Regions from separate parts of the Homo sapiens genome. Here region 2 is linked to region 1. A link is a contact called in ENCODE Hi-C or POLR2A ChIA-PET data. All regions are on one chromosome and are shown on one strand. Each heading gives the region's core, a stretch centred on a gene start or an enhancer-like site at or near the end of the contact. The rest is flanking DNA. Distances are from core to core; before and after follow the strand shown. Region 1 has its middle 14 kb from the start of MRPL33. Region 2 has its middle 43 kb from the start of FOSL2-AS1.

Region 1 (7,945 bases), core at 3,596-6,095:
CTGCACCTGGCCACATTGTTAGTCTTTTAAGTCCATTTTCAAATGGATCTATGTCTCTTTTTGTTGACCTAGAGAGACAGCGAGTTGTCATGTTCACAAGAATGACCTAACTTGAGCTTCTGTGGTTTGGGATCCTGCCTGCCTGTATTTCACCCTGTTTTGCCTCCAAGGCAGGGGCCAGGTCTCATAGCCAGGAGATTGTGGTTAGTTTCCTGGCCTCCAATCCGAGGTGGGGACACACCTGCACCCTTGAGGGAGGGAGAGCCTGTGGAGGGTCCATGAGGCCAGGGCTGAGTCACTCTGCAGGAGACATGTCAAAAGGCATTAGAACATCAGTTTGGCATTTAAGGAGCAAGAACCCACACAAAAATTCTTCTGTATGTTAACAATCTAGTCCATTTTCAAACTAAATCCAAGAAAGAAATTAAAGTTTGGTGTCCCCTGACACTGGGACTTGTTCTTCATGAGAAATTAGGCCCAAAAGAAACCTCAGCTTTACCCACATGTCCAGTGGAGGTGAAGGCCCCCAATCTGATAAGACTGCACCCCACAGGCCTCTGCTTCCTACCCTTCACAGTCCTGTTCTAAGAACATGAGAATTCAGAAAACCCCACTGTAAGTCATCATCTTAGGGGTTTCTGCCCAAATCCCTTTCCTCTATCAGGAAATTATTTGAAATGTAACTTGAATAAGCCTGAGCCTTCTTCCTCCCTTATGAAGGTTCATCTTGTTTGGTGTCCTATTCAAAAGAAACATAAGTTGAACTCCAAATGCCCTAAAAACAATGTAAGTCTTTACTAAGCGTCTTGGAGAGTGGACTTTCTTACCCAAAGTCCACTCAACAACTGCACCCAGCCCATTATCCATCCAGAAAGTAGCTTTATGCCCTTCCTTATGTAAATTAATTAGCCTGTTAGATTTCTGTCATCATATCATCCTAGTCATTACTTTTTTTTTTTTTTGAGACATAGTCTCGCTCTGTTGCCCAGGATGGAGTGCAGTGGCGCAATCTTGGGCTCACTGCAACCTCCACCTCCCAAGTTCAAACAATTCTCCTGCCTCAGCCTCCCGAGTAGCTGGGATTACAGGTGTGTGCCAGCACATCTGACTCATTTTTGTATTTTTAGTAGAGACAAGGTTTCATCATGTTGGACAGGCTGGTCTGGAAGTCCCGACCTCAAGTGATCCACCCATCTCGGCCTCCCAAAGTTCTGGGATAACAGGCGTAAGCCACCGCACCTGGCCCTAGCCATTACTTTAATTCAGCCACAAGGAACAGGGAGCCAAGAAGTTCAAAATCCTCCCATCAGAAGGCTGGAAAGAGAAGAAAGGCTGTATCTACTCAGGCTTCAGGGTCTGGGTCTTTGTCACAGTTTTGTGAGGGCTTCTATCCCAGAAATGAGAACAGGGAAGTGAAAACAAAAGGATGTCTATAGGTCTATTAGTGCCAAGGGACCATCTCCCTTTTCAAGATGGCAGCCTCCTGAACAATCTGGGTTCCAGCATGGCTGCCCTGATCCCCAGCTGCAGGTGGAAGGTCAGCAGTGCTATCCTCAGGGTGACACCCTCCATAGGGTCCTGGGACAACTTTACCCAAAAAGGAATAATCACACCAAATGCATATATGTGTCTCTTTGTGAAGCAAGAACTTTTGAAGAATTCAGATGGTTTTAACACAATATGGCATGCAGCTAGAAGAGGAAATCTGGGTTCTCATCAAGTATGATATTCATCCCAGTGAGCCATTTGAAATGAAGGAGGCAAAGTCTTTCAAAAGATGTCTTCTATGATTTGGAATAATTGGGTCCAGTTTAATTTGGTGCATGACGAAGTTAAAGAGCTACGTGATTGCTTCAAGTGTGTTTTGCAGTTCCCAGAGCCACTAATTAGCTCTATGACTTAAAGGTTAATGAGATAAAACATCTATAAATCAAGTTGATGGCTGATGCAAGAAGAATGCCCCCAACTCCTGCTCTACCATGCTAACACTATAATCTCATTTTTCAGGCTGTCCATTTGATTCAATTTGATTATGCATGAACATATACAAACAAATGTGTAATTAGAAGATTCATACTTAAATTATAAACCACCTTGCCTAGGCTCCTTTCTGAATGTGGTTATTCAAAACCAATAAGAAAATAAGTCAATCGTTCATTATTAACAGAATTAATCATATCAGAATTAACCGACTAGGTGAAAGGTTTAGGTGTGTGCCTTCCCACAAAGCAAAAATCTATATGTTGCATTCAAAATGTATGTTCCTTAAGACAAATTTTAGAAAATAAAATTATGGGCTGGGCACAGTGGCTCACGCCTGTAATCTCAGCACTTTGGGAGGCTAAGGTGGGCGGATCACTTGAGGTCAGGAGTTTAAGACCAGCCTAGCCAACATGGTGAAACCCCATCTCTACTGAAAATACCAAAACTAGCCGGGCATGGTGGCACATGCCTTTAATCCCAGCTGCTTGAGAGGCTGTGGCAGGAGAATTGCTTGAACCCAGGAGGCAGAGGTTGCAGTGAGCCAAGATGGTACCACTGCACTCCAGCCTAGGCAACAGAGCAAGACTCCATCTCAAAATAAATTAAAAAAAAGAAAAGAAAATTATGGTGGTTTGTTTGTTTTTTGTTTGAGACAAGGTCCCACTTTGCTGTCCAGGCTGGAGTGCAGTGGTGCCATCTTGGCACACTGCAGACCTGAACTCCTGGGCTCAAGCCATCCTCCTATCTCAGCCTCCCAAGGAGCTGGGACTGCAGGCATGTGCCACCACACCCAGCTAATTTTTAAAAAATTTTTTGTAGAGACAGGGCCTAACTATGTTAACCAGACTGGTCTTGAACTCCTGGGCTCAAGTGATCCTCCCAGCTTGGCCTCCCAAAGTGTTAAAATTACAGCCATGAGCCACACGGTGCCTGGCCATAGGTCTTATTTACTGAAATTATGGGGGAATTTGGGGTTTAGAGAACATTCTAGCGAACCTTTTGTATTTTTAAGGATTCTGTCCCCCTAAATTCTCTATTTGTGTATGTGAAGTTTTCAGCTGGTTATGAGCACAGGCTCCAAAGTCAGGGAAACCAGCTCGATACCGTGGCTCTATCACTTACTAGCTCTCTGTCCTTGGAGAAGTTGTTTTTGTTTTGTTTTGTTTTGTTTTGTTTTGTTCTGTTCTGCTTTGTTTTGAGATGCAGTCTCGCTCTGTCACCAGGCTGGAGTACAGCGGCACAATCCTGGCTCACTGCAACCTCTGCCTCTCTGATTCAAGCAATTCCCCTGCCTCAGCCTCCCGAGTAGCTGGGATTATAGGTGCGCGCCACCACACCCGGCTAATTTCTTTATTTTTAGTAGAGATGGGGTTTCCCCATGTTGACCAGGTTGCTCTCCATCTCTTGACCTCATGATCTGCTGGCTTCGGCCTCCCAAACTCCTGGGATTACCACGCCCTGCCTGGACAAGTTATTTAAACCTCTGTGCCTCAGAGAATCACTTGGTCCAGGGAGGCAGAGGTTGCAGTGAGCTGAGATCATGCCACTGCACTCCAGCCTGGGCAATGGAGCAAGACTCTGTCTCAAAAAAAAAAAAAACAAACAAGCAAACAAAAAAAACCTCTGTGCCTCAGTGTCTCTATCTATAAAATTGGGATAATAATAGATTCAGTCTCATAGGGTTCTTGTGAGGATGAAATATGATAATTCATTTAAGTCACCTAGTACAGGGCCTGGCACTTGATAAGTATTCAGTAAATTATGATGATTATGACTGATTTGGGGGTCTAACTATATTTGCACTTTCTTTATAAAGCCTTTTGAGTGAATATACAGTGTCGAAGTATGAATTTAGTATGACAAAGTTCTTTGCAACTTATGATGAAGGTATAGTTGTTCATTATTAAGCTAGTTTGAGTGCAATATTTAGCAATTTTCTTATTGTCAAGGACTTGATACGCCTTGTCTTTTTCCCCCTTATAGAATCTTTTTTTTTTTTTTTTTTTGGCTGGGTCTCACTCTGTTGCCCAGGCTGGAGTGCAGTGGTGCAATGATGGCTCACTGCATGCAGCCTCAATCTCCCTGGGCTCAGATGATCCTCCCACCTCAGCCTCCCAAGTAACCGGGACTACAGGCATGAAACACCACACCCAACTGTTGTTTTTTTTGTTTTTTTTTTTTTTTTGAGAGATAGGGTCTTACTATGTTGCCCAGGCTGGCCTTCAACTCCTAGCCTCAAGTGATCTGCCCACCTCGGCCTCCCAAACTGCTGGGATTACAAGAGTGAACCACTGCACCTGTCCCCGAATTTTTTTTTTTTAACTTAGAAGATTAAAAGAATTGTTGTGTTCTAGGCATCCAAATTCCTGGGAGATGGGAAAGTAGCCTAGAGTCCCATTTCCATTTGATGGATGGAGCCCTGAATAGAAATGGCATTCCCCAGAATAGAATGGCATATTTTGAGGCTTTGGCCCTACGGAGGAAGTTTCCAGATCTTCTGACACTCTCTGATCCTTCTGGCTGGATCCATTTCCTCCTGGAAGAGCACACAGAAAGTATGGTCTGGTGGGAGCACAGGCTCAGAACAACCATCCCACTCCTGGGTGCCCTCACTGCACACATTCCCAGCAGCCAAGGACATTCTCTTTGGCTTCAGGTTAAAGAGCAACACAAGTGGATAGTTGTGGGTAAATTCTAACACAAAGTATCAACCATTGGCTCTGGTGCTCTGAGAAAGAACCCCATTTAAATTATTAGGAGAGAGTCAAGAAGAGGAAGCTGAAACTCTGCAAAGAGCAGGGCCTGCAGCTGCAGCCCAAGTTGGCCCAGCTCTGTTGACCTTGGCTTTGTCTTTGAGGAACACACGCTTGTGTCTGCCTATTTCATCAGCTGTTCCCCGTCTGCCCTTCCCTTTCCCACCCTGGGAAGTGGTGAGGAGGGTTAAGTGACAGCCTGTGAGGCAACCACTCAAGCACAGGGGGAGTCTGAGGGAGGCTGTTTCACTCTTTCCAGCCAGGACCCACCCAACAGGCTCTCCTCAAATCGAAGTCCATGAAAGAAAAGTATTCATCTGCCCCAGGGTCTTCCCCACTGTCCTGACACTACATGGACTCTCTCCTATGTCCTCATGGCTATGTGTGGGGTGATGTGCAGCACCTCTGAACCTGTTTCGGCCAGGGCGGCCCCCAGAATCTCAGAATGTTAGAGTTGGAAGATCTCAGAGGGCATCTAAAGCAACATTCTCATTTTACACATGATAAAACTGAGGCCCAGAGAAGTAAAGTGACCTGCCGAAGGGCCCACAGCTAGACTGCATCAGCATGCTGAGACTACAGCCCGTGTCTCCTCACTCCTGCACAACAGAGAGCTAAAGGACCAGCATGTTCAGATGTGGCCACTCTTTGGGTAGAAGACAGCACCAGAGATGAGTGCTCAGTGTCTGTGAAGTCACAGGGGCTTGGCAATGGGAGGCTTAGGAGACTCTAAGGAGTTGAAATACATTTTGAACATGTGCAGAAGAGTCTTTCGATCCAAGTCTTGGAGGAAAGCAGGCCAATTTCAGGCTGAGATGGGACAGGTGCTGACTGTGGGGAGGGAGAGGGGCCCATGCTGGAGCAGTCCAGGAATCCTAATCCACGCCTGGGTGGTCCCCAGGCTTCCAAGCCCCCTGGGATCCTGGGAAGTTCCAAGACTGCTGAGGCAGGTCAGCAGGTTCCCGGTTGAACTCAATTACCAGGCCCACTTTGGGGTGCTCAGAATGGGTCAAGAAAGCAGCCATCAGCAGAAGGTGTTGACATGGGACTCCAGGGTACTAGGTTGAGACAATGTGTATTGATTTAAAAGGCACAGAAACCGTAACTGCACACAACTTTACACACATATTCTTATCAACATGTTGTTCCACTGATCATCTAAGGGGTGGTCAGCTTCCCTGGTCACTTGCAGCTGAGAAATGCAGCCTCGGTGACCTTCAACTGAGGAGGAGTCGACATTGGCTTCCGGTCTTCCCAGAGCCCTTGTTGTTTGTTTGTTTGTTTGTTTTGAGACGGAGTCTCGCTCTGTCACCCAGGCTGGAGTGCAATGGCGCGATCTCGGCTCACTGCAAGCTCCGCCTCCCGGGTTCACACCATTCTCCTGCCTCAGCCTCCCGAGTAGCTGGGACTACAGGCGCCCGCCACCATGCCCACCTAATTTTTTGTATTTTTAGTAGAGACGGGGTTTCACCGTTTTAGCCAGGATGGTCTCGATCTCATGACCTCATGATCTGCCCGTCTTGGCCTCCCAAAGTGCTGGGATTACAGGTGTGAGCCACTGGGCCTGGCCAAGCCCTTGTTTAAGAACCACCTTCTTTGGCTTTTCACCCCAGGGTTGCTGGGGACACCTGATGTCCTACATTATTAGGCTTTTCCTGGCTTCTGAAACCTTGTGCTGAAAGTCTCTCTGAGAGCGATACAGATTGATTAGACACTCGGATTGTTTGACACGTGTGGTTTTGCCAAAGGCAACACGTTCTTTGACCAACTTCTGAAACTCCCCAGTTCTCCTAGTCTCTCTGGACTTGAGTATCAGCCATGTTCTTATGTTGATGCCAAGCTCCTGGGTGATTAAAATTCTTCTAACCACCTTTCTGATTCAAGGCTGTACTCTGACAACACAATTGCTTTTTGGGGATTTTTGCAAACATCTCAAAAGGGCAAGAAACATTCTTCCTCCCTTTTAGCCCAATGTAGACCGGAGGTTTTTTCAGCCGTCAGCTGAATGCTGGGCCCCACCAGTGCCCAGTAGGTACAGTCCCATCCACTGTGAGGTGGGCTCCAGGGAGGGCCGTTGGGTCCATGTGAAGCCAGCAGGAGGGGCCATGTGAAGCCAGCGTCTGAGGGGCTCCCCATGAGGCCACCAAGCCCCTGTCAAACCTAGTAAGTCACCCTGACACCAACCCCACCCTTCCTCAGAAGAGCAGTGAATAAACAAGAGCATGTGAATTGGGCAACTCCAGGTGGGGGTGCAGGGAAAGTGCTCAGGCTTGAAGGGGGGATAGAGAGGGGCTGGTAGAGTCACAGTGGGGAAGCAGCTGAAGGAGACGGATCGGTGAAGGAGCTCATGTGGAGGGGCCCCAGATAGTGAAGGAGGGTCCAAACCAACATTTTCTATTCTTTGCCCAGTAAAGTTTCATGAATCAACTCAAATGTTTGCTTGCTCTCACCTTCTGCCCCTAAGGAGGAAGTTGGGGGATAGCTGGTCCAAGGATTTGGACTTTGGGGCTCTCCATTTGTAAGTAAGGAAAAAGTCAAGATGAGCCATCATACTCTGTTTTCATTCCATCCTTGGCACAGACAACATATTACTCCAAAGGAGAGCTGAATAACAGAATTTAAAGGGAAATTAGAGATGAGAACATTTAGTCATCATCCTCATTTTACAGATGAGAAAACTGAGGCCCAGGGAGGTTAAACATTAAATAATGTGCTCCAAATCACTCAACCAATAATTGCAGAACTGGCAGGACTAGAACTCTGCCGCCTAATTCCCAGTTCATGCATTTTCTTGCCTTCTGCTGTGCCTGACAGGTTCCCAGTGGTGAAAGTCGGCCTTGGAGCGCCCTCCCATGGCTGTGGACAGCTACTGGAGCAGCTGTGGCACAGGCCAGTGTTAACTTGAGGATAGAATGACCTGCAGGGCTGGTTGAAACAGATTGCTGGGCCCCACCCTTGGAGTTTTGGGTTGTCTAACAAGTCCCCAGGGGACGCTGACCTACTGATTCAAAGACCACTTACTCAGAAACTCAGATGTAGATAAAAGATTTTGCAGCCAGAATACCTGGTTTCAGGTCCCAGCTCTGCCATCCAAGTGCTGATACCTTGAACATGGTACTTAATCTCTTAGCATCTCGATCTCTTTATTTTATGATGGCAACAATAACAACCACCCATAGGGTTAATGTGTAAAATAAATAAATCAGATG
Region 2 (7,945 bases), core at 3,763-6,262, 680 kb before region 1:
GGGGAAAATGGGGAGTTTTTGTTTAATGGGTACAGAGTTTCAGTTTCCTAAGATGAAAAAGCGATTGGTTGCATACAATGTGAATATACTTAATGTGACTGAACTGTACTCTTAAGATGGAAGAGATAGTACATTTTATGTTATGTGTATTTTATTACATTTTAAAAATAAAAAATTTTAAAAAATGCTAGCACATAAAACCTAACAAACCTTACTCGTGAGTATTTAAACACAAACAACTTGATTTCTTTTTTTTTTTTTTTTTTTTTTTTTGAGACGGAGTTTCCCTCTGTCGCCCAGGCTAGAGTGCAGTGGTACGATCTCGGCTCACTGCAACCTCCACCTCCTGGGTTCAAGCGATTCGCCTGCCTCAGCCTCCCGAGTAGCTGGGATTACAAGTGTGCACCACCACATCCAGCTAATTTTTGTACTTTTAGTAGAGACAGGGTTTCACCATGTTGGCCAGGCTGGTCTCGAACTCCTGACCTCAGGTGATCTGCCTACCTTCGCCTCCCAAAGTGTTGGGATTACAGGTGTGAGCCACTGCACCCAGCCAACAACTTGATTTCTTAATACAATATTTATCTAGTTTATTAAAATAAAAGAGGCAAGATAAATCTTTTATATAGTTAACCAGAATAAAATAAAATAAATAAAATAAAATAAAAAACAGGCTGGTGCTCTTGCTCTCAAGACACCACAGTGTCCTGTCCAGTGGCAATTGGTGCCTTCCAGTGGCATCATCACTTTCCATATGGCACCATCATGGGTTTGGAGGGCAGAAGTTCTCCCCTCCAAATGCCTGCATGGCTTGTGCTGCTTACTGGGAGAAAGACGTTCCAGAACTACTTCCTGATGAATTTCTTCCCAAAGAGCCTGGTTTCTTGTGTCTCCATATTGGATCTTTTTCACTTTTTCCCTCCCCCATCCCCACCCCACACCCTGAGCCCAGGCACCTTAGGGAGTCAACAGGTGCCTTTTAAGGTGACTGTGTTCCTCCTGCGTCATGCTGTCTTCCTGCAAACCTGCTTGGTGGAGGGGCCAGCCGGTGGGGACGCTGAACCCTGAAGCTCTTCGGTCCCAGTTGCCCTGAGTCTCCCTGACAAGGATGTTGGTTCTGGCCCGTCCTTCCCTCTGTCCCAGGCAGAGGACAAGGTCTTTCTGGCTGCAGTGCCCAACATCTCACTCTCCTTGCAGACAATTCAGAAAATAAAAAGTGGCATTGGAGGAAGGCACATGGAGGAAATGTCTTTGGGTTGTCCAGAGGTTGAGCTTACTCTCCACCAGAATTGCCGCTAGACCTCTGTCCCCCTCAGCTTGCCCCTGCTCCACTCTACAGCACCCCCAGCTCAGGCCCAAGGTGGTGACTTCTTAAACAGTGGGTATGGAAGGTGGCATTGAAGAAGTGAGTGAGTGCTGAGCCCTGGCCTCTCCGTAGGACTGCCTGGTTCTCAGACTGAGGAACATGTGGACCCTTTTAAACTTTAAAATCTCTGCCCTCCCTGGTCTCCCAGGAGAAGCTAGAAGTTTCAGGAGACCTCACCCATGAGCCCATTTTCTGACAACCTGGCTCCCCACAAGCATGGCAAGTCCCCTAGAGGTTTGTATGGACGAAAAGGAGAGGCCTTATCCACTGCGCCCAGGGCTCAGCCCTGCTTCAGGCGTGTGTTGTCTGTAGCGGGCAGAGGGAAGGGGGCAGGTGGGGGAAGCGTCATGAGTCTGGCTCCCGACACCTGTCCAGGGCCTCAGCCCGCTGGCCTGGACTCTGTTGCTAACACCCGTGCGGCCGTTGCCCGCCCTGCCACCTGTGAAAGTAAAGCGGGGCTCAGGGGAGGGCCTAGCTCAGGGCGTTCTACGCTGAGTTCCTCAGCACTGATGGGGGCTCTCCATTGTCCCCTCTGGCTCTGCCAGTCCAGGAACCCTGATGGAGCAGGGCTGGGGGCCCAAGACTGAGTATGGCCACCCCCTCCGGCAGGTGGGCTGACTCCAAGGCCTGCTGTGTGGCAGAGGAGTGTGGAGGGTGGTGGCGTGGGGGTGGCAGCTGTCAGGCCCAGGTGAGAGGAAGGCAAACAGAAAGGGATATATCCTCCAAAGCAGTGAATCACGAGCCACGACATTCATTAACTCGGCCTAATTAAGAAACAAACATGACGGCCACTGGTGCTGGGCAATTTGTTAACATCCAGTCCTCCTGGTCCCCCTGCCCCCGCTGATGAGGCCCTCTGCCTCCTCCTCAGTCCGAAGAGTGCCCTGGAGAGTCAGCACTGGGGCACTGACAGATGCTCCTGGCCTGTGGGATGGGGAAGGAGGGCTGATGCTCATGATGTATCTCCCTCGTGTCAGGTCCAGACTTTCATGAGGGTCACATCCGTGGGTCCTCACAAGCCCCTGAGAGGTGGGATTCATGGTTCCCAATTTGGAGATGGGGAATTTGAGGCTCAGAAAGCGGGGTGAACTTGCCCAAGGTCTCACACTAAGTGACGTCACTCTTTTCGTCACAATAGATAGTTGTCTTACTTGCAAGACTGAAAATACTTTTAGATTTTCTATTCTGACCTCCCAACTCATGGCTGTCCCCTCCCTAACAATATAACTTCCAGCTCCTTCCAGCAGCCCCCTCCACTGAGTCAGTCTTGAAGGGCATGGTGCAAGAATGCTTTCCAGAACAGGGAAGGTAGGATTTTAATTTTTCTGAAATAAATAGGAAAAATAGGGATAAGAATAGCAATGACAGTGTATTGCAGAGGCAGACGGAAGGGAAGGCTTAGCATATCATGTGCAACAGCCTGCAGGAGGCCATTTTGTCCGGAGCACAGTGAGTGGCTTAGATGGGAGCGGTGAGGGAGGGAGGGGTTGGGGGCACTGAAGAGGTGTACATTTCATTCCAAGGGCATTTTCAGCCGAGGAGATGGTGGCCACCTGCTGCCCTGTGAAGGCTGGATGAGTGATGGCCGGGGGGGCAGGTCCGCAGCGTCAGGGGCTCACATAAGAGATCTGAACTCGAGCTAGATGGGATGTTGTGTTGACAAGAGATCTTTCAAGAATGGCTTGACCTTTCTGTATCCCACGAGTCAACCACAGTGATCTGCAAAGCTATCTCATGAAGGAAATGACTGCGTGAATTTTAGCCCATGCTCTCACTGCGGCCTGGGCGATTATGATATTGGACAGAGATACTAGAGGAACACCCTCCATGCTGGGTCCCACCCAACTCTGCAGTCTGGTGTTTCCAGATTCTCCCTCTGTGCTGTTAGACCTGTGCGGCATCCATCTGGAATGCGAGGATACATCCTTCCAACCTCTCTTCTTCTTAGGCCCACCTGCCCTTGTCCTCGCTACAGCTTTCCCATTAAGGCGTCTGATGACCACAATGTTTCTAAGCTGGAAACCTCCCAACTAACAGCAGGACCCAGAATGCAAGTCTCCAGGGGCACAAAGAGGTACTTCAACAACAGGATGACCCACCCCCAACTACCAACCAAACTACGCTCTGCTGCAAGGCAGGAGACCGGCTTCTCTCAAATACAGCAAAGGCTGTCCCAGATACACAGTGACACACAGACAGTGCCTTGAGTTCGCCTGGTCATTACTTGGAGGATTGATTTGGTCCAAAACTCCTCGAGCTGCCAGGGATCCTAGTTAACAGCCCCATGCATGAAAACCAAGCAGGCCTGGAATTCCACCCTCCTGTCAACAAGCCCAGGAGAGGAAACCAGCGGCTGGGATGCACTTGTGTTTGCCCTGAGAGCAGGGAGCTCCTCCTCCACAGACCAGGCATGGAGGACGGCCCTGGTGGGGCCACCTGCCCATAATCCCCAAGTGACTCTGGAAGATTCCTCCTTTTGAAAATCATGGGGAAGGGGTTACCTGTTATGATTTTGGCATTCTGCCTTCTTTGTGACTGGTGGAAATCCTACAGACTTGCACCAACTTTCCTAAGACAATAGACTTCGGGGTTTAAAACATGTTAACACAATGTCTTTGAAACATTTAGAAATATCTTCACCACTCCCACCAACGTTGAGCATTTGTTTTTAAAAAATAAACACATGGCAAGAATGCCGTGCAGCACGCCAACGCGCAGGGGGCTGTTGTGCAAGCCACCCGCCCACGTGGTGGGTAGGAACCTGCCCACAGCTGTCGCCCTGCTCCTAACAACTCCTCCGGGCACACCCTGCTCATTAGGCCCAGGCCACGCCTGGCCGCCCAGACTCCTGGTTTAACCAGAATGCCAGGGGCGGGTGGGTGGGCGGCTCCTTGAACCCTGAACAATGGGCTATGAAAGAATGAATCTAGGCCCAGGCCTCGGGCCCAAGAGCTGGGCGCTGGCCCTCGGGATCCTCCCACAGCCAAGCCAAGGTTGGGCCTGTGGATCCTGCAGAAGGGGCCAGGGAGCAGCAAGGGGCCCCCAGAGGGAGCTGGCTGAGCTCTAGGCAGTAAAATTAGACTCCGTCTAGAGACTGCCTCGTTCAGTGGAAGGCTGAGCTGCAGCAGACATTATCTCACTCCTGCTCAATGTCCCCTCAGGCAGGTAAGGGATGAGGCTTGTTCCTGCTTTATAGCTGGGAGCCCAGGCAGAGAGGACAGGGCAGTTGGAGATGGAGAGAGAGGAGGCTGCCAGGCATAGCCCAGCACCTTCCCCACACCTGGGCAGAGGACCCTGCCGGCCTGTGCGGCTGCCCGCCTCCCCCCACCCCCACCCTGGGATCCACGCTGCCACCTCGGGGTGGGCCTGTGCCCTGCCTGAAACAAGCTGCCTGCCCCCCACCTTAGCTCACACCACCCACCCCCAGAAAATCCAGACCTCGCTCTCCTTCCTCCTCAGGGGCTGCCGCACTACCTGCCCGCTCCAAGGCCCTTTGGCAGGATGCCCTTTGTTTGCAGCACTCCCACCCTCGGGGCACCGTGTGGCATGAGGAAGCACAGGCTGCCTGGCCCATCCCTGCCTGGGAGGACATCTCACGAGTGCTTCTGCTAAGTCAGGATGAACCGGATTGGGGTTGGGCAGGTGGCAACACGCTGCTATTTATGGAGGCTCCTGCCCTTCCTGCTCCTGTGATTCCAGGAGGGCGAGGGCTGCGGCCATCCCCACCCGGTCACGGGACTCGGCCCATCCAGAGAGCCAGGCTAGAGCCACGACCGCAGGCTTGAAGGCTAGGAGTCTGCACAGAGAGACCACGAGAAGCAGCAGGCTGCAGGGGAGAGCCCTGGCTCAGACAGGAGACTCCAGGGGAACCAGCTAGCCCGGCCTCTGCCCACTCCTGGGGCCTCATCTGTTCAATGAGGGGGTTGGATTAAAAGAGATCCTCTCACTTCAGAGTTCCTCCACTGTCATTAGTCTGGGTTCCCCGACTCCCGATCCCTCCATTGCTCCTCTCATTAAAGTCCATTCTAATTAGGGGATTAGAATTCACCTCTGTCTAAATTAAAGGCTGGGCAGGGAGTGATGGCGGGCCGCAATGAACAGAGGTTGTGCAGGTGCAGATCTGGGCTGGCAGCCCTGGGGCACCTGAGAGGGGAGGAGAACAGAAGGCCCCGTCTGGCTCCACCTGCCTGACCTCCACCCCAAACTTGATCTTGTGGGTTTGGACCTAGAGTCCCCTCACAGAGAGGCCTTATGTGGGCCAGGGGTCACGCAGGATGAACAGGTCTGAGCCCTGCACTGGGGAACCCCGGGGTACCAGGAAACATCCACAAGGCTTGAAGAAGAATCCAAAGTCCTCCTAAAACCAACTCTGCTCCAGACATTCACCCACCAGCAAGACTTGGGACAAAGAAATTCCAAGCTCCAAACTCCACAAGCTCCTTCACTTACCATTTAGACTGGTTAATCATTTGTAGACTGTGTTTTGGTTTATAAGGTATTTTCCCATAAGTGATGTCATCCGATCCTCATAAAAAGACAATAGATATTTCTCCATTTCATAGATGAGAAAACTAAAGCTCAGGGAGTTTCAGCAGCTTGCTTACAAGATCCCAACTGGGAAGTAGAAAGAAACAGGCCTGCTAGTCTGGAGGTCAGATTCCAAGTACAGCATTCTCTTCAGAGCATGGAGTCCCTCTCTCCAGGCCCTAGGGACCCAGAAAAGCTCCACCAGCACCCAGACAGTGGGCTGAGTCCCTCCCAGCTAGCGAGGCTATGTGGTCTACAGTCAAAAGGGCCCAGAGATCCATTCCACTGTTGTCCTGGGCCCACATGTGGGCCCACAGAGAAGGATGGCCTCTCTGTAGTGGGTCAGAAACTCAGGGAAAACCTTCCCTAAAGTGTGAAATGACTGAATTTATATCCTCCTGCTAAACCCCGCACTGTTTCCTCATAAAGAAACAGAGCTGTTAGCTGTCTTCAAATACGGTCACCTGTGGCGACCAAGCAGGAAACAGATGGGATGGCATAAGGAAGGACCAGGGTAAGAACGAACCCTCCTGCCTCAAGAATTGCCAGGTATGTTACTTTGGAAGGTGGTAAGCTCCCCATCACTGGGGGAGTTCAAGCAAAGCCTGGGTAACCATTCTGTCCTAGGAATGTTATAGAGGAAATTCAACCACTGGATAGTTGAGTGGGAAGAATGGGGTGAAAGATATTCACACTTCTTTATGCCAGGGGTGCCACTTATTTGCCAAGAGCCCATGATCTGAAACAGGAACTATTTCAGCTTCTATTCAGACTCCTGATGCCCTTCTATGGGGCATGTTTAATCAGGATGGAGTTGTCAGAGTGTCTCTACCTTCTGCTGTTAACGACTGGAATGGAGTTGGGAGAAGGAGTCAAGAAGCAGGGTGTGTGTGTGTGTGTGTGTGTGTGTGTGTGTGTGTGTGTGTGTGTGTACATGTGTGTGTTAGTCCTTGGGCCACAGCAAGCCAAAAGGCTGACACAGGAAGGAACTTCTGGAGCTCCACACTCTGAGGGCTGAGCGCTTTGAAGCCTTCACTCTCTGCTCTCCCTGAAAAACAATTTGGACATTCCCATTGATTTGGGCGGCCAGCCAGAGACCTGCCTGGGCCCCATCGGCAGCTGTCCTCTTCATCACAGTAAACAAAATGAGTTGTGAGGTGGGTGGAGGCAAGCCCTGTCTTGGCCATGTGTTCTGGCCGGCCACCTGCATCCAGGAGACAGTTGGCAGGTCACTGGCCATCTCTCCTTTGCAGCTGGACTGGACAGATCTTTCATGCTGGGAGGAGTTCTCTTGGGACATCTGAGTACCCGAATCTGGAACCTGGAATTTCAGGTGCAGGGATTTGATAGTAGCATCCCAGCAATGTAATAGGGACACCCCAAGCTTTCTAGGATCCCCCAGGCAGTGAGGCTCCTGCCCCCGTGGCAACAGCGCTCTGTGCATACTTCTCAGAACTGAGAGCTTTTTGTGGCTTGGACACCCCAAGCTACTAAAGTTGGCCACAGTTTCCTGAGGGTGAGAAAATGGACCAGAACATCCCCTACCTCCAGAAAGCCTCCCAGGGCTGTGCTCGGTTGGTGAATAGAGAGTGACACCTTCCCTTTCCCCAGCCCTCTGCACGCCCCCACCTCCCACTTGGTTTTCAGTTTTCCTCTGGAGGCATTCACTGCCAGTCGGGGTTGCAGGGGGAGCATGACCGAACTCCAGCCTCGGCCCAGCCTCTCCCATGTTCTTCTAGGACTAGTACTAACTGTTCCCACTCATTCCTTCCTTCAATAAATGCTGACTCATGCACCTGCAAACCAAAAAGAACAGAAAACTACCTCATAGAAAAGTGGGCAAAGGATATGAACAGGCAATTCCCAGACTTGGCGTGACCACTTACTTGCTGTATAAATTTCAGCAACTAACTCAAACACTCTGTGCTTCACTTTTCTTATCTATTCTATTTTAGTGGGTTATTGTGGACACTGAATGATGTAATCCACATGTTGTGGGCTGAATTGTGGACGCTCCTGCTCCAAATTCATGTATTGAAATCTTAACCCCCA

What was found. Hi-C counts contacts between places; a loop is a spot of excess contacts on that map. ChIA-PET counts read pairs that join two places held with the same protein, here RNA polymerase II (POLR2A). Pooled maps may share reads with other maps.
Region 2: a map of sigmoid colon shows a loop between it and region 1 (2.3-fold over the local background). The contact joins two enhancer-like sites. A Hi-C loop is called at or near these places in 3 of 168 maps with a recorded cell type or tissue (ascending aorta, heart right ventricle and sigmoid colon) and 4 of 50 pooled maps. POLR2A ChIA-PET finds 5 or more read pairs at or near these places in 4 of 52 experiments (Caco-2, H1, HepG2 and 1 more).

What each region holds. Positions count from the first base shown.
Region 1 is chr2:27,753,956-27,761,900 of GRCh38, reverse strand. No RefSeq gene overlaps it. Among named protein-coding and RNA genes, the nearest start is that of MRPL33, 14 kb to the left of the region's middle. Within about 2 kb of position 4,845, at least 9 of the 41 ENCODE cell types and tissues checked have a DNase peak (open chromatin) inside an H3K27ac peak, as active enhancers do.
Region 2 is chr2:28,433,863-28,441,807 of GRCh38, reverse strand. No RefSeq gene overlaps it. Among named protein-coding and RNA genes, the nearest start is that of FOSL2-AS1, 43 kb to the right of the region's middle. RefSeq lists an enhancer at 1,427-1,926. Within about 2 kb of position 5,012, at least 8 of the 41 ENCODE cell types and tissues checked have a DNase peak (open chromatin) inside an H3K27ac peak, as active enhancers do.